Linked DNA regions of Homo sapiens: all the other regions are linked to region 2. A link is an interaction called in ENCODE POLR2A ChIA-PET data of the cell type or tissue named here. Cell type or tissue: MCF 10A. All regions are shown on one strand. Each heading gives the region's core, and the rest is flanking DNA. Links, peaks and the distances in the headings are about the cores only.

What was found. ChIA-PET counts read pairs that join two places held together with the same protein. Peaks named below come from ENCODE experiments on the same cell type or tissue, not always from the same donor. Only the 100,000 strongest peaks of a DNase experiment are listed, where the experiment ranks them.
Region 1: POLR2A ChIA-PET joins it to region 2 with 6 read pairs; 2 of 35 experiments call an interaction of 5 or more read pairs at or near these places.
Region 3: POLR2A ChIA-PET joins it to region 2 with 8 read pairs; 1 of 35 experiments calls an interaction of 5 or more read pairs at or near these places.

Annotation. Positions count from the first base shown.
Region 1 is chr7:80,345,402-80,352,824 of GRCh38, reverse strand. No RefSeq gene overlaps it. Among named protein-coding and RNA genes, the nearest start is that of GNAT3, 160 kb to the left of the region's middle. In MCF 10A, for the core only: no CTCF peak of the experiment used is centred there; a DNase peak (open chromatin) is centred at 5,954.
Region 2 is chr7:80,148,097-80,155,519 of GRCh38, reverse strand. All of the region lies in intron 1 of GNAI1 (G protein subunit alpha i1), which reads right to left. Among named protein-coding and RNA genes, the nearest start is that of GNAI1, 17 kb to the right of the region's middle. In MCF 10A, for the core only: no CTCF peak of the experiment used is centred there; DNase peaks (open chromatin) are centred at 3,999 and 4,439.
Region 3 is chr7:80,228,501-80,235,923 of GRCh38, reverse strand. No RefSeq gene overlaps it. Among named protein-coding and RNA genes, the nearest start is that of GNAI1, 97 kb to the right of the region's middle. In MCF 10A, for the core only: no CTCF peak of the experiment used is centred there; a DNase peak (open chromatin) is centred at 4,043.

The sequences.
Region 1 (7,423 bases), core at 1,154-6,153, 200 kb before region 2:
GATTGAAGGATACAAAGTATTGATCCTGGGTGTGTCTGTGAGGGTGTTGCCAAAGGAGATTAACATTTGAGTCAGTGAACAAGGAGAGGCAGACCCACCCTCAATCTGGGTGGGCACCACCTAATCAGCTGCTAGCATGGCTAGAATAAAGCAGGCAGAAGATGGAAGAGCAGACTTGCTGAGTCTTCCAGATTTCATCTTTCTCCCAGGCTGGATGCTTTCTGCCCTCAAATATCAGACTTCAAGTTCTCCAGAAGGCTGTGTATGCCCCAAATCACCGCTCAGTATATGGTATTGTTTCTCCCATAGCCAGAATTTAGGGGTCCAGGAATCAAGGGGTAGAAGTAGAAATGGCATCACTCACCATCACCCCTAGTGACCCACCAGCGAAATTTTTGCTTCCTGTTCCCACAACATTAGACATCTGCTGGCCTAGAGGTCTTAGTTCCAGAAGGAGGAATGCTGCCACCAGGAGACACAACAATAATTCCATTAAACTGGAAGTTGAGATTGCCACCTGGACACCTTGGGCTCCTCCTACCTCTAAGTCAACAGGCTAAGAAGGGAGTTACAGTGTTGGCTGGGTTGATTGTCCCAGACTATCAAGATGAAATTAGTCTACTACTCCACAATGGAGGTAAGGAAGTGTATATGTGGAATACAGGCGAACCCTTAGGGCATCTTTTAGTATTACCATGCCATATGATTAAGGTCAAAGGGAAACTATAACAACCCAATCCAGACAGGACTACAAATGACCTAGACCCTTAAGAAATGAAGGTTTTGGTCACTCCACTAAGTAAAAATCCACGACCTGCTGAGGTGTTGCTGAAGGCAAAGGGAATATAGAATAGGTAGCAGAAGGACATTTGTTTGCAGAACATGTATATTCTTTCTTTTTTTTTTTTTGAGTCTCACTCTGTTGCCAGGCTGGAGTGCAGGGGTGTGATCTCGGCTCAACCTCCGCCTCCCGGATTCAAGCAATTCTCCTGCCTCAGCCCCCTGAGCAGCTGGGACTACAGGCACGTGCCACCACACCCAGCTAATTTTGTATTTTTAGTAGAGATGAGGTTTCACCATGTTGGCCAGGATGGTCTCGATCTCCTAACCTCATGATCCACCTGCCTTGGCCTCCCAAAGTGCTGGGATTACAGGCATGAAGCACCACACCCGGCTAGAACATGTATCTTCTAAAGCTGAATTCAACTGTATGTAATTTTAAAACCTTTTAATGACTGGTAGTTTTGGTAAAGCAGTGTGGAGAGAAGAGGAAGAAAAGGTATCCAAATAGGAATGAAAAGGAGAAATAATGAGTAGAGAAACTATTAGGAAAGGGAGTGAGGGAGACAGAAGAAACAAAGAGAGATAAGGGGGACAATTGTGGAAATACTGTTTACCTAGAGGAGAAAAGGAGACAAAGAGAGATAAGAGAAATCTCTACTGAAAAAGCTCAACCAAAGAAGAAAGTAAATATACCATCTCAGTTCTAAGCAAATTCACTTGGACACCCAGGACTGGATATATTGGATTCCAATGAATTTTTAACAATGAAAAATAATTTTACCTTTTTTCTTTCTTTCTTTTTTTTTTTTTTTTTGAGACAGGGTCTCACTCTGTTACCCATGCTGGAGTTCAGTGTCATGATCATTGCTCACTGCAGCCTCGACTTCCTGGGCTAAAGCAATCCTCCCATTTCAGCCTCCAGAATAGCTGGGACTAAAGGCACAGGCCACTGTTCCTGGCTAATTTTTATATTTTTTGTAGAGAAAGTGTCCAACTATGTTGCCCAGGTTGGTCTGGACTCCTGGGCTCAGGCTATCCTCCCACCTTGGGCTCCCAAAGTGCTAGGATTATAGGTGTGAGGCATTGTGCCCAGACACTTTGTTGTCTCTTTCTTTTTTCTTTACATAGTCTTATTCTACTCTTCCCATAGGAATGATTATATTTTAACATTTTATAATATCTATGGGAAGCAACTTCAGCTAGTTTGAGCTCTTCACAGAGTTCTCCTACTGCCATGACTGAATTGTTTACTCTGGCTCCCTGCTGCCCTTAGACCAAATGGCTGATTTCATGAGAGTAGGGACAGTGGTTTACTCACCACTATAAATCAGTAGCTAACCTAATTCCTGGCACATTGCAAACACTTTTATCAATTAATATTTATCAAAATATTAATATTTATTAATATTTATCAAAATATTAATATTTATTAATATTTATCGAAATATTAATAAATAAAATTTAAAAATTAATCAGGTGTCTTCATCAAATTTTCTAGCCTCCTAGCTAAACTTCCAAATATGGATAACAAATGAAATAACAGCACAACTCCATTTAGAACAGAAAAAATGGGAGGGAGGAGATAAAGATGATGTAAGGCATGATACCTCCTATTTTGCACTATATTTAAGATTCATTTTATTTTACCTCACAATTTACCACAAGAAAGCTAGAAGTTTTTGTTTTGCCTTTCTACATATTTCAGCTTGGAAATGTTATTTTTAGCTACATATTTATTTTTACAAAATCACACCACAGCAAAATGACTTGGGCACCCTGTAAAATTTATAATGAAGGGACCTTATGTGTCAATCAATGGTATACAGACATGTTGCTCAGAATACTGCTCCCTTATTTTTCTACATAATGATCACATTTGGGAGAACTGGCCTTTTTCCAGGTCCAATGCGCTTTGCTGTTGGGATCTTACATCCCACTTGATGAGGTCTTCTTAGCAAGGTTACCCTACAGCAAAGCCATGACATAGAGAGTAAGGGCTCCTTGACTTTTGTCCTCCGTTTCTGCTCCTTGCTGTCAGCCCCCCAAGCCCTCATGCTATCCCAGAGGGCATTGCTCTTGGGTGGTTACTCCCTCTTCTGCCATTGCTGATAGACTGTATTCCCAGTCGGCTTCCCATGTAAGTACGTGCATGCACACACACACGCACACACACACACAAACACACACCGGCACCCCTTCCAGCATGGTATTCTGAGGTTAATCTTAATGTCCAACTCTTCACCAGAGTTAATTTACACTTAAAAAAAACCCAAAGCATATATGCAGATGGTTAAAAATCAAGTAATTTAGAGGAACTTATAATGAAAATCATCAGTTGCCTGTTTGAATTCCAGTTTCTCATTTTAGAAACAGATGGAAATTTTATGGCTTTTGGCTGCTTATACTCTTATTTCTTTATCTTTTAAATAATCATTTCTACACATAATTTACTTCATGCTTTAATCTCTAAGAATTTATCTTACACTACTTCTCACCTCTCTCTTTCTTCCTCCAATATATTTCTATCCTGTCCTTACTTCCCCTATAATTCAAATTACATTCATCACAGAATTGGAAGGCTCAAATATTCTACAGCTATCATCATTATTATACAGCCATGTAAACTCATATTTGTGAAGACAAGTTAATAACACGGTAAAATGTTGACCACTTAAAATAAAGTGCAAGTTTAAAAATGCATATTTATCAATATGGTGTGATTCAAATTCTATAAAATATATAGATTTTATGCAATAAAATTATAGAAAAGAAATATATGAGTTGTAATGTTCAACTCAGCAGAATAAGATTATAGATAATTTTAATTTTCCTGTTTATATTTTTCTACATATTTCTAAAACAAATACATGTCACTTAGAATTTTAAAAATTAAGGGAGAAAATAACCCCTTGAGAAGTACGAGGAATTAATACCTATAATGAATTTTAAGCCCATGGTAAGGCTAATTTTAGGCCATGTTCCTCCCGTTATATAAACTTTGGAATGCTTATTTCACCCAAACCCTACTTTTCCACCCAAAATATGCAAACTGATGACAGGCCAGAGATCCAAATCACTATAAAAATTCAGGACATCATCAGAACTTTTAAAAATGAAAATCCAACAGTTTTAATTAAGTGCATAATACATATGTATGAGTGCATTGTCTTTTGTAATAGAAGACACAGCTGTTTGGTATGGGTTTGAAATCCAATTTAAAATTTTGTAATCCTATGCTAATGATCTAAAGAAAAAAGGAAATGGTAGACAACAACATTTTGCATTAATATTAAATGTTCTCAATGCCAGAGGAGTCCTCACTATGTCAGTATTAATTAAGAGCATTTTCTTTTATAGTAGCATATTTTCTTATGGCTGTGTCTCCCATCTCTAAAAGCATACCAAATTTCTTTTAATGAAGAATTCGTTGTGCATTGCTGAATTTAAGAAATTGTATCTTATTCTCAATATTCAAGATTATATAATCTAATGAACACAGCTGGAAATATTTTGCATAAAGTAGGAAGAGAGTAGGCCTGGCTGAATTATGTTCTCTCCAGTCCCCAAGAAATTACAGCTCACCCGTCCACACCCTGTTCTGCCCACAAGAGCTTCCTCCCTCCATCTGGGAATGGACAACTGAGACAGGATTTTTCAGATCTGCTTCCATCAGCCCACATCCTTCCATTTAACTGCTGACAGTCTGTCCAACTGCCTTAGGGTCAATCTGGCTCTTTCCTGCTCAGAGAAAGTAGATCAATGGTAAAGCTCTTTGCATGTGTCTCCTTGAGACCCTAATTGACTAGCCACATGGACCTGCCTAGGAGTTGGCATCTTCTCCTTGGAATGAGGAATTTGTGACTTGTTCCTTATTTGGCCTTCTAGCATTGTCCCCTTGGCTTTCTGCTCCCCTTGTTTTTTAGCCAGAGAAGACAGAAGGAATTGCCTGTCTCTCTTTTGTTTCACTACCCTGTCGCTTTAGGTCCCTGTGAAAGCTAGAGACTGTCTTCCTCCCAGTCCCTAATTAGAGGTCCCCATTCTCAGGGTTTCCTCTATTCCTGTGCCCTGATTCCTCCACCAAAGTCAGGAGTATCATCAACGAATCTGCAATTACAGTAGAAATTAGGATCTCTACTGCCTGGGATTGAATAGAATCTTGGCCTCTCTTTTTTAGCTTTATGGCCTTGATCAAGGCACTTAACATTTCTATGCCTCAGTCTCCCTACCTGTAAAACAAATAATACTACCACCTACATCATTGTTATAGTAAGAATTCAATGAGATCATGTGTATATATACACACACTTACATATACATATAATACTAAAACAATGCCTTGTACACGGTAAGTTCTATATAAATGTAGCTATTATTATTATAGAAGACACATAAGAGTTTCACACACACACAGACACACACAGACACACACAGATATACTTTCAAAAATCCCTGTCCAAATCAGACAGGCATGGGAAGGCTATTTAGCAGGAAAAGTAGTCCTAGCAAGAGGGAACTACTCCCTAGCTAACAGTCCCCAAGGCACAGCAGATCATAGTGGCAAGCAACTTGTTAATGACAGCAATGATAAGATGCATTTTCTGGGTCATTCTGAGTCTAAGACCAATGACTCTCAGGCTGGCTTAGTGCTATAAATATTTGGCTGGAGAATCAAACCAGCAGCCAAGGAGGAGTCCAAGATAAGATTCCTTAGCTCTGTCTTTTTTTTTTTTTTTTTTTGAGACAGAGTCTGGCTCTGCCACTTATGCTGAAGTACAGTGACATGATCACAGCTCACTGCACCCTCTACCTCCTGGGCTTAAGCAATCCTCCCACCGCAAGCCATCAGACCCAGCTAACTTTTAAATTTTTTGTAGAGACGGGGTCTGGCTTTGTTGCCCAGGAAGGTCTTGAACTCTTGGGCTCAAGCAATCCTGCCAACTCAGCCACCCAAAGTGTTAGGATTACAGGCATGAGCCACCACACTCAGCCAGGACTCGTCTTCATGTATGAAGATTTCCAGGAGAACTGAGACCCAGACAAAATTTTGGGACTAACTCAGAACAAAAACTGTTAAGCAATTTGTGTTAAGCAATTCATTTGGCAGAAAAGCATTTAAGACTTCAGGTCAGCTCATAGGCAAGAGTCTGACTCAAACAAGTCTCATTTGAAAAGGAATAGGTAGATTACGTGTTTTAGGTGAAGACTTGATGACTCATTAGACTTCATGCATCCCTCTGACTCAAATCTGAATAAGTATACTAGCAGGTGGTGATACAGCTACTGGAAATGGCTAGGCTCTTGACTCTATTCCAATAGCAGTACTACGATTTCATGCCTACAGCAAACCTTTCTCCAAATTACACCCACACTATAATCAGCTGCAAAGGCCTTTTGTGACTATTTATAAAGGGCACTCTTTAATTCACCCTTATAATTTAGCTGGTAGCATTTGCTGGAAAAGTTTTAACAGCTATGCAATGCAAAGCCACTTCTATTAAGTGCACTGTCTCCGTTCTAAGTGTAGAGTACACCACACAGCCATGAAATGGTAACCAATACAACTTTCACCAAATTCTGATATGAGAGTCTAATATTCCTCTCTTCTCAGCAATAGCAAACATTTTGGAGGCGCCACAAAAAGAGTCTGGATTGCGTTGGTCTGTGCCTGCCCCAAACCAAAAAGCATAATGAAATTTGTAACCTTAAAGTCATACTCAGAGAATCCCCATTAACCAGTCTAACTTCTTATCAAAGAGGCACATGGGGTCCATCAAAGTTGCTCTAGAGCGACTACTGCTCACTATTATCTGGAGATCTTGTTAAAATGCAGATTCTGAATCAGTACGTTTGGGATAGGATGTGAGATTGTGCTTTCTAACAAGCTCCTAGGTTACCCCAGTGCAGACCGCACTTTGAGTAGCAACAGAATTGGTGGGAAGGATGGGAAGATTTAGGGAGCACTGTGGGTCTAATTGACACATATGTGAAAATTGTGTCATTGAATCTTTTTAGTGGTTATGCAATCCTAATGGAAATTGAGATCTATTGAAATCAGTAAAGCTGATCCTTACACTGTCAGTCTTTATGGTCTCATTATTTTTACCATCATCATCATCACCATAAAAACAGAGAAATAATACCCATAAATAGATTTAAAAAACAGGCCCATGAATAAGAAGAGGGTTTGCAATTGCACAGATGACATAAATGTGTATATTTTTGTAGCTCATCACTATATTAGGAACCAAAACTACTCTTCATTCAGATTTAAAATACAGGAAATCAGCTGTTGGTCTTTCAGAAAGTCACTCTTTTATTCCCCAATGTTCTCATTAATAAAGTGAAAGAACTTAATTAAACTATCTATTACTTTCTATGTGTAAAATACTGTGATTCAATAAATTTGATTTTTTAAATATCAATAGTTTTTGAGGAACAAGTGGCTTTTGATTACATAGATGAATATTATAGCAGGGAAGTCTGAGATTTGAGTGCCCCCTTCACCAAAGTAGTGTACATTATACCCAATATGTAGCTTTTTATCCCACACCCACCTCCCACCCTCCACCTTCTGAGTCTCCATAGTCCATTATACCACTCTGTAATCCTTTATATGCCCATAGCTTAGCTCCCACTTGTA
Region 2 (7,423 bases), core at 1,524-6,523:
TTTAATCCTGATGAAATCATTTCAGAATAAATAAAAACATAACCTCTAACTACCTAACGGAAATCACTGAAAACTCTATTTAATATTATAGACCTTACAGAGGCCCAAAGAAATCACTGTTAGGCATTATATATGTACTATTGGATAGAAATACAGAATTCGATATTACTGAAGTTGATAATGTATCAATGAATGTTTACTTTTTATGTAAGAAAAAAACAATTCAATGTTGATTAAAATATCCAAAAACCAAAATAATTCCTGTGTTTGATTAATATCAACTCAGAATATTCTGTCTTCCTTCATGTAAGGAGATTATAAAAAGTATTAAACTTTTTCTTTTACCAAGAAGAGCTCAATACTTCAAAAATTGCATAATCCCACATATTGAGTCAGTAATCTTGAAAAATCACTTCAGTTAGAAATACATTTATAACAAACAATACATTTAAACTTGAATTCAAAATCAGGCTATAATGGAAAAAATAAGCAATGTATTATTTTATTTTTTTCTGAATAGGTAATAGGTAACTTTCCTCTAGTAATATATCTCACTAAAGATCAAACTATATTTTATAGAAAAAGAATCTACTTTAAAAAATATTTTATCTATAACCTAGGAAGTTGTAAATCCAAGTCTTTCACAATTATAGCTCTCAAATAATTCTGGAACACAGCCCAGAAAGCTATTGCTGAGCCCAAAGCTCCACTGACAATAATCAAAACCAACTTCTTGCAAATGTAAATACCATTTTCAAGAAAATACCATTTTCAGGAAAACATTATAGTTTTCTCTTAAATATACAATGTGCACATCATTTCCTTTAATATAAAGAAAACCAACTATAAAAGATGATGTAGAAGTTTAACATGTTATTTGTCAACAATGAACCTAAAGTTATTGTAGTAAACAACAGAAAGCATGCTAGAGGCTTGTTTATGTAAGAAGAATCCAAATAAAAACTGAAGCCCCAGATAACTTCAGTCTGGAAATTAATGTATACACAGTGTTCAAAAAATCATGTTGCCACCTCATTCCTGCCACTCTTTCCAGAGCAAACCCAAGAACTTGGGGAAGATTACAGCTTTATTTCTAAAATCCCTGTGCACCAAGTTTAATCCTAGTTTTTCATAACTACACCAAGTACAAAATTCACCAAATTCACACAGAAGCTTAAAAATACACCATTAACAAAATGTTTACAAGTGAGAACTCTATTAAACACAAGACATTATAACCATAAAATAACAATTTAAAAGTGCACCTTTTATTTCCTTTCTAAAAAAAAGTTCAGTGGCCATGCACAGTGGCTCATGCCCGTAAATCCCAGCACTTTGGAAGGCCAAGGTGGGCAGACTACTTGAGTACAGGAGTTTGAGGCCAGCCTGGGCAACATGGTGAAACCTCATCTCTACAAAAAATACAAAATTTAGCTGGGTTTGGTGGTGAGTGCCTGTAGTCCCAGCTACTTGGGGGGCTAAGGTGAGAGGATCGCTTGAGCCTGAGAAGTCGAGGCTGCAGTGAGCCGAGATCATGTCTCTGCACTCCAGCCTGGGTGACAGAATGAGGCTGTCTCAAAAATAAATAAATAATTAATTAATTTAAAAAATAATCAGTTCAGTGACTATATAAGCCTAATTTCCATAGAAATGTATGTAAATTGCCTGCCTGAAATATTTCTAGGAGTTATGCTCAAGGAAACAAAGAAGTTACAGAAGATATAAAGATTAAGAAAACTAGGCAATCACCAAAGTGCAAGAAAAATAAAATACCACTTTGTGTTACCTAAATTTATTTTCTCCTTCTTGACTATGGCACAATGGATGTAAACCTTCTTGATGACCTCAGGAAAAAAGTATTTTAGGGCCATGCTTCAGAATGTTAAGGCCATTAATACAAGTCCTCAAAACAAACTCACCAGAAACACTCCCTTGTATATTTACACTATTTAAGCATTTCAGATAGAATAAGCATCCTACCTCGGCCACCTGTGTCTTATTAACCACCTCACTGTTTTCCTCCTACTGTATTAGAGAAAAAATACCTCTGACATTATTCCAAGTTAACTTGTGGAATTGGAAATAGTTTTATTTCCAATTTGATAATTAGACAAATCAGTGCTCAAACATACTTTAAAAGTTATTAGAAAAATACAAGCATTAACTACAGCTTACTAATTTTTAAGATGCACATTGTATAATCAAAACCAAGGATGTAAAACTATATTATGGCCATATTAATGGGAAAAAAAAAGAATACAAAGTGAAAATGAACCCTTTGATCCTTCTTGAAGACTATCTATGACATGACAAGCTTGATTAATTTAACTGCCCTCTTGGAATCTCCACCACTATCATGCAGGGGCTGGCCTGTCAATGATAGGAATATTTTTACATTGTGACACATTATCATAAATTTAATATTTTAGTTACTTTGGTTAATGGGAAAGTAATGATGTTAAAAAAATCTTTCTAAAATATAAAAGTCTACATTCTTCGGTAAATACAGTGTATTAGATATAATTAACTCTCTGTTCAAAGATTCAGGATATTTAATTGCCTCAGGTTTTTTTTTTAATAAATTTCACTTTTCATTTGAAATCTTTTAGCCATAAATAATGCAGGTGTTTAAGAATTGAGACTGAATCTGGCCGGGTGCAGTGGCTCATGCCTGTAATCCCAGCACTTTGGGAGGCCGAGGCGGGCATATCAGGAGGTCAGGAGATCAGGAGATCGAGACCATCCTGGCTAACACAGTGAAACCCCATCTCTACTAAAAAAATATTTAAAAATTAGCCAGGCATGGTGGCAGGCGCCTGTAGTCCCAGCTACTCGGGAGGCTGAGGCAGGAGAATGGCATGAACCCGGAAGTTGGAGGTTGAAGTGAGCCGAGAATGCGCCACTGCACTCCAGCGTGGGCAAGAGCAAGACTACGTTTCAAAAAAAAAAAAAAAAAAAAAAGAATTGAGACCGAATCTACCCCCAGATTAGATCCTTAAGTTGGTTTCTTTAACCCGTTTTTGTAAAAACAAAACATCGACCTATTTCAATGGATATGCATAACTTAGTTTCCCCTTTTAAACTATCTAGTTAAAACACCTGTTGGGTATATCAGTTAATAATGGTGTTGTAGTTATTAATTCTTGCAACATAAGATATAATTGTTCATTAATTTATTCAACAGATATTTACTTAGTGTCTACTTTTGACCAGGCCCTTTCTCCCTAATAGAGGGAAAAATACCATTTAATTGCATAACTGCAAATGCACACATGAAATAACATAAGGAAAGAAGCATAACAGAGGACTGAGAGGCAGTATAGAAGGAGACGACACCCAGCATGGCCACGTACTAGCAGTATGTCTTGGGCAAATTCCTTATCTATCAAAAACTCAATTTCCTGCTTTGTAACATGAGATTAATACTACCTGCCACCTTAGTTCTAGAAAACTGAAGGAAATAGCGTATACTAAAAAACTGAAAAGAGGCCGTGAAAGGAGAACAAAGTGAAAAAATTAAAAATAAACATGTCAACTTCATATTCTTGCTTGTGCCCTTTAATAGCTGAAGGGCCATGTACTAACAGCTCTGAACTTGAAATTCAGATGCCTCCCTATACAAGTTCAAATCACACCCCCTAGCATTTATCCCTCCCGTAAATAATGTTTCCTTGGTTTCTTTTGCCACGAAACTCCTCAAGGGCAGGATCCATGTATGATACATGTTTGGATCCACACAACCTTTGACACAGTCTGTAGCAGACAATAGGTAATATTTATTAAATAAATCTGCACTTAGGCAGTTTGAAAGTTAGAGGCAGATGTATTTTTTTCATGTAGAAATGCAGCCACTTGGTGGGGAACACTACTGAGCCTTTTCATTCATGATGATGCTTCATTGAGGCATTTATTCCACTGGGGGTGGGAGCACCCCAGGAATGAGGACTTTGCAATTAGAGAAAGAGAAGGGAAGAACTGAGACATCTTGTGGCATTTGATAGTAGGCATACCACATGTGAAAGCAGTTTATAGCTGACTGACATCACAACCAGGAGAGAACAAGTCATGTTAATGAGAACTCTATTGGTTTGTGGTTTTGTGTGTAATTTTTTTTTTTTGGCTTTGTGGTTATCTAGAAGTGAGAAACATTTTTCTACTTAATTATATGTTTTCATAGTTTTGTATATTGAAGTGATTTTGCAATACATTTAAATCAATATTAGGAATCCATAAGAACTGTTTTATTAGGGATCCAGATATTACTCAACTTTGAAAAAAGTTCTCCCAAACTCTGCTCATGAACATGCCTGGGCAGGACTGGAAACAGGTAAGGGTGGAAGGGCACTCCCTGAAAGAGGAACATAAGCAAGGATATCAAGATGGGAAAGCAGGGGAAGTTCTCATACTGTGGCAAGGGAGAAGCATGGGAAATATGGAAATGCAGGGTGGAAGCCAAACCACAGAGGCTCCTGAATTCCATGCTAATGAAGAGAACAATATTCTGTAAATAAACAGAGCTACTGACGACTTCTGGCCAGTTACTGATACCATCAAAGCTGTCATTCTGGAGGACTGATATAGACTGAAGGGTGGGAAGCACATAGGGAGGAAGACCAGGTAGGAGGACATTACAAAAGAATAACTTGTGTAAAAATGGAAAAACGGCGGATGATGGATGGACAATGCAATGCAATAAGGAGTAAATAAGGCTTGGGAAATAACCGGATGTGAAATCACAGAAAAACATGCCAAAATTGAGATGAATTAGCCTACAATAACAAAAGTTCTGTTTATTTACGAAATATTTCAGTCACATAAAAATATCTAGAAAATAAGATAATAAACATCTGTGTGTCCAGCATCCAGCTTGAGAATTAAAACACTGCAGTACCCTGGATGCATCCTCCTGATCCACTTCCCTCTCCGCCTCCTCAGAAGTAACCAGCACTCTGAATTTGATGTTTATCCTCTCCCTGCATTTATTTACAGTTTTCCTTTATGTGTTTGTACCTATAAACATATGGCATAGTTCTGAGGATATTTTAACTTTATACGAATGTGTCATAAAGCATATCACTTTACAAAGTGCATATTTAACTTAGCATTGTTATTGAGATTTATCAAACATTCACTATCTCCGTATAGCACTTCATTTCTATAGTTCTAACATAGTATTTCACTTTCAGTATATACCCTCATTTATTTATTCATTCCTGCTCACATATTTATTCACTCTTGATGATTAATAATTTAGTTCTTTTGAAATTTTGCTATTACTAACAATGTTGTAGTAAATATTTTTCCTGGTACATGTACACCACTTTCTCTGGAATCTATACCTAGGAATGGGATTATCGATTCAAAGGTATGTAACCTTTACTAAGTATTGATAAAGCTTTACCCAAAATTGTTTTACCAATTGATGCTCCCAACCAACAGTACATTAAAGCTGTCAAGTCAACATTTGGTATTGTCCGGTTCTGATGGCATCTCATTGTAATCTGCACTTCCATGAAAACAGGTGGTATATAGATGGTATGCTGTTTGGTCCCACTTTGTTAGGGTATGTAGGTTTTCAATGCTAACGTGAATTAATCAATCTTGTCTATTGTAGTTTCCTTTTTTCTTCTCATTTAACAAATTCTTCTCTACTTTAGTTTGTATATCCTGAAGGCATATAAAATTATGTAAATTTTAAAAATGCCTTGTTAAAACCACTCAAGGAATAGTTACATGGGCCAACAATTTAAGGCTTTCTAAATCCTCTCATTAACATGAAGCAAAACAATCTATCTAGGTGAAAAAATAACAAAATCAAAAAGTACATGGGAAAGCGGGAATATACAAACATGTAAAGTATTACAAGACAGGTTCTGATGAATCTCAAAATGGAGCACATTAACTTCTTTAGAGTATATAGTCCTTCTACTGCCCCTCAGCAAATCCAAAATTGCAGATTAAAGTAACAATGGGAAGCCATTGTTATCCATCAAGTTAGTGCAGATAATTACAAGAACACTCAATGCTCATGAGGGTAAGGTGAAACACAGCAGCTTCACATGCCTCCTGTAGGGATAGAAACTGGACCATTTAGGGGGTGAATATCTATACACATCATAAGCTTTAAAAGGGTTCAAAACTTTTAACCCAATAATTTAAGCAAATAATTAGGAATACAGGCAATGATACATGCATAAAATTTGACAGTTCCAGCATAGTACATGACTGTAAATGTAGGCGACATCAATTATCAACATTAGTGTGATTAAACAAATTATGGAATATCTGTAAAACATATATAGCCACTAAAGTTGGGATTTACAGAAAATATTTAATAAGTAAATATTTAAGCCAGAATAAGTGTAAAGTTACATTTGCAATACAACATCAACCACTCAAAATACATCGAGAAAAGAAATTTACTCAAATGTTTGCTTCCCTAAATGTCCACAGTATAGCTGTAATATTTTATATAGAGAGAAGCAGCATTTGAAAGTAAATACTAGAACAAAAGAAAGCAATTCCTATATTTTTTTCTACACTGATACTGCATATAATTAAGACTATTGAGACTACATTAGTATTAGTAATACCACATATCAGTCTCAAGACTGAACACCTCAAAATATGTGGGAAATATATTACAAGGAAGTTATAACTATATTTTTACCTCAAAAGTTCCATCAAATAAACTGGAGATATTAGTTGTAAACATCCACATAATATTTAGTTATTAAAACTACCATCAATCTAAATAGCTAATCCTAACTTTCAGAAATAAAGACAAACCCTTATACTAAATCATTTCTAGAACACAACCATTCAATTCTAAAACATTAGTTTGGTTCTCAACTTATTTCTCCATGGATATGAACCCATTCTAGAAATTATTCAAAATGGTTTTTAGCTTTTATTTTTAAAAGTTAAGTTGCTTATCTAACAAAATCATTCAGATGCTCTAATTTTCTAAGTTTTTTGTTTTTTTTTTAATTTTAAAATAACATTTTTTTCACTGATGGACATAAACGTCGACATATACCCAAATACAATGCAAAATCTACACAAGTCTATGAATTACAAAGCCTAAGTCCTACCGATTCTCCAAAAGGGGCCACTAAGATCTTTTTGAGAGTTTCATATTTTTCAGAATTGCTCTTTCTATACTACTTTTTAAATTACAGTTTAAGTTATTTCAGATGGGACTGCTAATTCTACAATGGACATTTGTCAGTTGACAACCTTCCAGAGAATTAGTTCTAAAATTCCAAGCATCACCATGTGCACAGTATAAATTACTGTGGAGTCCATTTACTTAGTGCTTAGCTCTGAAAGTCTGAAATAGTTTTTGGCAAAAAGCAGTAAAACTCAACCTGACCTATAAACTGCATTCATCTAAAACATCTTTAAGATGATTTACTACAAA
Region 3 (7,423 bases), core at 1,415-6,414, 81 kb before region 2:
CTATTGTTACTTTTTCATTCCCACACCTAGCTACTAGAGTGGCATTCATCTGAGTTGCTCCATTTTAGAAACTTGTATATTCGATTTAAAAATCAGCCCACTATTCTTTGGATTATTAAACACACCGCTAGTACTGATCTGCTTGCTCTGTTTTATCCCTTTTCAACCCATTCTTCACATTGTAGTCAATGTTATCTTTCTAAATGCAAATTTGATTGTGTTCAAACTTTTTAAAATGACTTGCAAAGCACTGCATAAGCTCTGTGTAATAGCCCTGCTTCATCTATCTTTTATCAACTATTCCCCTCCCTGAATCCCTTCAATGATGTAGCCGTACTAAATGTTAGGTTTCTTGAACCCAGCATGTTTTTTTCTCTCTTCTTATCAGCAGAACACATGTTGTTCTCTTTACTTGGAACGCCGCCTCTGACAGATGGTCACCTCACCATCACTCATTCATCCTTCAAGTCTTTGATACAATTTCTTCCAAGAAAACTTACCTGATTATTTGAGCTTGAGATAGCACTCTCTGGAAAGCCCTAGAATTTTTATAGCTTGCGGTAATTGCTTACTGAAATCTCCAGTGGGCTGGAAAATTAGGGAAGGTATTTTCATGTATCTATTGTTAATTTTTCATTACCACAGCTAGCAGAGAGGTTATATGTTTTGAAAAAACTTTTATTGAGTAAATGAGAGGATGAATTTAAAACAACCTAAACACAGGTAATGCAACCAAATAACAAATTAAAAATCATCAAGAAGTGAACCAAAGAATAAAATCAATAAGGTAATATAGGATCAGAAGTGAAATTGCACATTAAATGTGCTATGATAGACATAGGGCCCAGAAAAACTGATCTCCCAGGTAAATGTCCTTTTTCTTACACCATCCTAACACTTTAATCCCTTCCTTTCCATCTTACATAAAGTAACTGTTTACTGGCAAACATTTGAGATGCAATTGATGCATTAAAAAAAGTCTACATCTCTCAATTTATTAGCACTTCTCATACTGTGTTCCTCAAGCGCTAAATGTACAAGAGGTTAATACATGTTTCATATAAATTCATTTCTCTGGTGGAACAAGTTTGTGAGGTGCTGTGTTAAATTAAGTAGCTTTCTCTAATGCAGTCATATTCAGAATCTTTATTATGGTGATGTGCTTTGTAAATCTCCCAAAGGGAGAAATAGTAAACATTTCTTTGGAAATATTTTGAAAGACATCTTGCAGAATTAATAGTCAGTGAAACAATTTGAAAAGCATTAGTTTAAATGCATCAGTACATATCTCACTCCAAGAAAGTTGAGGAAAATCACGGGGAGTGTTGCTGGGAGCTTTCCTCTATCTCTCAGGAAATTGATTGCTCAGAATTATTTTCTGAACTATGTGAACTTTGTGAGCTTAAAAAATGTATATATAAAATGAGTGACCGATGTGTGTATCTTCAAGACTATTTAAAAGTATGTATTAAACACATACAACATGCAGTATTGTATGTATAAGGTATGGCTCTTTCGATAACTACACATTCTTGTTGAACATACAATGACTGTGCTGGATGGGTGTTCTGAATTGTAAGGACTATAAATGCCTAACAGTTCAGGGAGACTGTAGAGCAATGTCAGCTGAAATAAACACTGGAAAAGTTAAAGATACAGGAGGGATCTAAATGGGCCCTGGGAAAATAATATGGGACCTCATTGGAGTTTTAAAACATGGGGCTCAGCTTGTGTTGAGCACTGGAGTGAGGCACCATCTATTTCCAAAGCTAGAACCTGGGTGCTAGTGGGTGGATTTATGAGCAACTCTACCCAACGTATTCATTTATATTTAGGAGCCTCCAGGGGGAAAAGGCACCGACACCTTGATCACTGAGATTTAAATGCATAAAAGCCTAATTGACACAAGTGGAACCTATTAAATGAAGCTTATGTTTCCTCAAGCTTCTCTTCCTCAAAAAGAAATTTACCTCAGAAAGGGAAGCTGGGCTAGTGAACCATACTTAGTGCCAAGGTCTAAGTTATTTGAAGAAAGCGACTTTTCAGGCACATTACACACTTAATTCCAGAACTTTCTAAGCAGTCCTTCTAGCATTGAGGGAAAACTTAGAGAGTGACAGTTTGACAAGTTGTACTGTAAGAAAGAAAGAGCTTAAACCATTAAAAAGCTCTTATATGTAGGGCCATGGAAGTGTGTAGAACTCCTAACTGGGCTTAATCAAGAAGACTCCAGGGGATATTGTGTGTATATGTGTCTGCATGCACACATATGCATGCATGCATGCTTCATTCATCATATTTCCTCGGGAAATGTTCCTCTTCCATCTGGTGTGATTCTGAGGAGGCCTGTCAATTACATAGTTCCACCAGCTCTAGCCACAGGGCTCTGCCCCAGACCTGGCCTAGCTTATCACAGTAACTTACCTTCCTGATTAGCAAGGGGGATAATCCAAGGGCTAGACATATGATCCCAGAAATACCTGTCTCAGTCCCCCATGAGATTAGCTAGACACTGGGAAAGAGAGAGACTCTCTTTCTTTTGGTTAATAAGTTATAGAGAATAATGACTTGAGGCTGACAGGAACCATTTTTCTTACCGTGTGGAAAAAAAGCTTGCATAAGAATGAAACCATCGCACAGAGGAAAGCAGAGCCCAGAGTCATAGAAAAGCTGAGTATGAATGACAGCTTTGTTAGAAACTCTAGATCACAATGTGCTCAAAGTCTACCCCATGCTCAGACTTGCCAGTTACAGGAGTTAATACGTACTTATTAAACTGTCTTGAATTTATGTTTGGTTTCTTTTACAAAGTGGGTGTTGACTAATGGATAGTCACCCTGTTTTCACAAAAAGGAGCCAGGAAATGGATGGAGCCATTGACAGAAGTTTTCTTCAGGATCCTGGAGAGCATGTGGGACAGCAGTAGTACCAGAAATTCAGAAAGAGATGATTGGTGTTCAGGTGAGTCATAGGCTTGCAGAATTATTAGGACTTATAGCAAAGTTATCAGTGATAGTGTATGTCCAGTTGCACCACTGAGAAGAACGGCAATAAATCATTGGCAATGCCACATGGATCATGGTCAACTGTTGGACAAAAGGGGTTTGGAAATGAAGTTTGACCTCTAGGAGCTTTGAGGTACTGCTTCCTTGGAATCATGAAGTGTAAGACCAATGGGAAACATTTCATAATTCACCACAAGAAGATACTGGGAATATCTAGAAAAGCGAGGTCCTTAGATCTATTAGAATTTCTATAAGCAAGGTTGGTGAAGGCTTGCAGCTATTGTGATTTAAGGAAGAGTTGTTGAGTATAACCTCAGACTACTTACATCAGAGAAGGAAGTGAGAAGGTCATGCCAGAAAAAGGAAAATATTGACAATAAACCTTGGCATATTCACAAGGCTTTGAGACCAAACTGATGAGACAAGATGAAATTTTGGAGGGAGTTGTGAGAAATAAAGCTGGCTAGTTATGAGAGGGTTGCGTTAGGGTACAGTTTATGAGAGAAGTTTAAATTGGATTTAGTATGAATGAAATAGGAAGCAAAAGGAGGGTTTCTACATCACCTGTTGTGGACTTGGCAACACCTGTTTAACTTGTTTGCAGCATAAATACAATCACACTTCTTATTTTTCAGATAGTCACTTAAGCTTTCAAGTTTTCTTCCTTATACCTCGTGAGATTCTCTATTTCCCTTTTTGAGATAGCCCGCTATACTCACGCCCCACACTGAAATGTCCAAAAACCAAGGGGCTAACTCAATACATATATAAAGAGAGATTAGTTCTGTTTCCAAATACCAAACAGGAAAAGGGAACTGTAAAGTTAGATGAGTCCCCATACACCATTGATTTGATCATGTGCATCTCACACAGTCAGAGGTTTCTCCCCCTCTTGCAGACACGCCCTTGCTCATCCAGATACCTGCACAGGATGGAGTGGTGGCCATCTTTCAGTTTCAAATAAAGATCTTAAGCAAATCTTTCTGTTCTCAAACATTGTTTCCTAAGACAGGACACCATACAGACTGGCTGGGGCTGAACTCATGCTGACTCACAGAGACAGAGTGCAGACATGTTTTTAGAGAGTATGCTCAAAATTTCACAAGCTGTCTCCCTAGCAGCTGATCATGGTGCAAATTTTGCTGCCCTGCTGCATATTGGATACGACTTTAACAATACCAAGTGCTCTTGAGTATAACAATAAACAGCAAGTTTTATAAAATGTGCACAGGAGTATAAATTGCTATGTCCACCTTGAAAAGTAATTTCACATCTAGCCAAGTTCAAGATACAAGTATGTTTGTATCAAATATTTCCATTCCCCAAGTAGCAGCTCCAGATGAGTGGATTCACAGCAGTATTGACCAAAGAAGGGGAAATGATCAAAATGTCTAACAATAGAGAATTACCAAATAAATTATGACATGCTCATACAATCAATTAAAATTTACCAGTGAAAGTATATGAAAAGCAAGACATGCCAACATGGATAAATCTCACAAACAATGTTGAATAACAACAAAAGCAAGTTGTAGAAGGACACCTACAGTTGGAGGTCATATATCTAAAGTTAAAAAATGAAAAACAGGGCTGGGCACAGTGGCCCACACCTGTAATCCCAGCACTTTGGGAGGCCATGGCCGGTGGATCACCTGGGGTCAGGAGTTCAAGACCAGCCTGGCCAACATAGTGAAACCTTGCCTCTACAAAAATACAAAAATTAGCCAGGCATGGTGGCGCATGCCAGTAGTCCCAGAGGCACTCAGCTACTCAGGAGGCTGAGGCAAGAGAATCACTTGAACTCAGGAGGCAGAGGTTGCCGTGAGCTGAGATCACACCACTGCACTCCAGCCTGGGTGACAGAGCAAGACTCCATCTCAAAAAAGCAAAAAAAAAAAAAAGAAAAATATATAAAGAGTATGTACATATGTGATAAATTTTAAAAAACCACAAAGGAACAATGAACACAAACTTCAGGATCCTGCTTAGCTCTGTAGGGAATAGAGAGAGCTGTGATCAGGGACTGATCAGGGACAGGCACATGGTAGCCTCCAGATATTGTAACTTCATATATCATAGAGAACACAAGTGTTTGCTTTATTCTTCTTTAAGACATACATGCATATATTACATATATTCCATATGCACACATGCATGCGTATCTTATACATTATGTGTTGTGCATACCCATTCACAAACACATATACAATTTCATAAACAATTTTTATAAAGACTCACTTAGGTGGGGTTAGTTACATAAGTGAAAGTCCGTAAATCTCCATGGCTATCCCTTAACTCCCTGGCTCACAAAACTCTAGGCGGGTGAAGACTCATTTGGATAAGAATCCAAGAGGCTTTCTGAGAGGAAGGACCAAAATACCAACTCTTTCTTAGCTGTTCTCTGCAAACAACCACAGACATTTATTACCATATCCTTAAACACTGGATAGCTTCCTCCTGAAAAAGCCTTCCTGTGGATGAAAACCACCCACCTCTTCCAGCAGTTTTACTAAGTCTCTCCTCTCCCTGAAACCCTGGCTCCAGAGTACAGCCTCTTGTTCACCCATCTGTATTTATTGAACATTTCCACTCTTCTTTTTTTCTCTCTTCTTTTCTTCACCTACTTTTCTATTTTTTCCCTCCATTCTCTACTTGCCAAGTTCTTAAAGCTCAAAATAATAGAGATGGTGTGGGAAGAGGAGAAAAATGCAGGAAGTACTTAAAAACTATTCTAAGTATACTCATTGTGTCCTTGTTGGTATTTGGGGGGCAGGGGGAGTTGATGTCTCCTTATCAAATAAACATAGCCAATGAAACATTTTTCTTTTTTTGCAGCAAGACTTAGAGAACTTTAAGAGGAGGGTATAGTATGTTGTTTATTTACAAATTTGTTTGATGAAACAATTTCCCTTTTCTCCAAATACCTATCTTGGATAATACTATATTCAGTGGAAAAATGTGGGAAATGTTGAGTTTGAATTACCACCAAGAATGTTCTTCAAAGTATAAGGAGAAGAAATTATACTTCTTTCTACATTAAGTCTTAGTGACAAAATATTTTTATTGAATTCTCCCACTTTCTACAATGAATTCTAGGTTCACATGGATATAACAAATTCTCTATAGTAAATATTATAGCTATAAGTGAGTACTTGCTCAACATAACCATCTTTTATGTTTGATGGTTTGCTTCCTGCTTGAAAATTGAACGACTGCCTATTCTGTAACAGTATCTTAGTGTTTGGGACAAAATAGTGAACATTATAGACATAATTACTGCCCTCATGGAGCTTATGGGTAAGGAAAAAATTGTCAGAAATTGATCACTACACTATTGAATATAATTATTATAATAGTAACATAAAAAACATAATTTTGACAAATTAAATGGAGTTTTTAGTCCCAACTTTTTTCCCTCAAGTTATAACATCTCTATTCAAGTAAAAGGCTAGATTGATTACCTGGGTATTTATTATTTGATTTACCCATTATAAAAAAAGATTGCATGGGGAAGAAAAAGGCATCATATAATGAAAATTTCATTCGGAACTTTTGATTTAGTCTCTGCTCAAGCAGTGCTCTTCTATTAATAGGAGTACACAGCCATACCAATGACAGCAACATCTTTGCCCATCCAAGTTTTATTATTCTATTTGCATTGTGTGGTTTGATGTTCAGTGCAAATATGATTCAAATAAACTGTTAGTGAAATTAGAAATATTGTGAATATATTGTTAATGTAATTGATGAAAGTAATACTGGAGAAATTCTTTAATCAAAGCCCATAAAAAATGAAGACACAGAATGAGAATTGTTTAAAAATAAAGAATATAAGAATGATAACAAAATTATTCAGAAGTGAATTATTAAGGGAGGTCTTTGAAAAACCTGGAAAGTCCTCAAATGTATTTTCAGAAATAACACTTTATGATCATTCTGTGAAAGCCAAATAGGAAGGCAGTCATGCTCTGACATTTTTGAAAAATACCATACTAAAAGAATCAACTTACTTTACTCTTTGTTCAACAAATCAGAGCACAACTGAAATTGTAATTTAAATTTTGTTAAGCACAAAAAGCATATTTTTAGAATGTTACACTTCATTTGTCAAAAAATAAACCAGTCAACCTTGTTTATGATTATTTATTGTGAATTTCTCTTCCTATTTTAAAGGGTCTAACTTTAAAATCCTTTCCATTACCAATTGCTCTCAGATAATGAGGATTTCTTGCACTGGTATTCTCCTAAACATATAGCTAAAAAGTCACATTAAAGTAACTCAGAGAATTCCTGATTCTGGTTTTGGAAACTGCAGTTAGCTGACAGCTCTGCGCCTGAGATTGTTAAAACATTGAACCTTTCATCTTTAATAGGATGATATTTGACTTTAAATACTGTACTGTTGATACCAGAAAAAT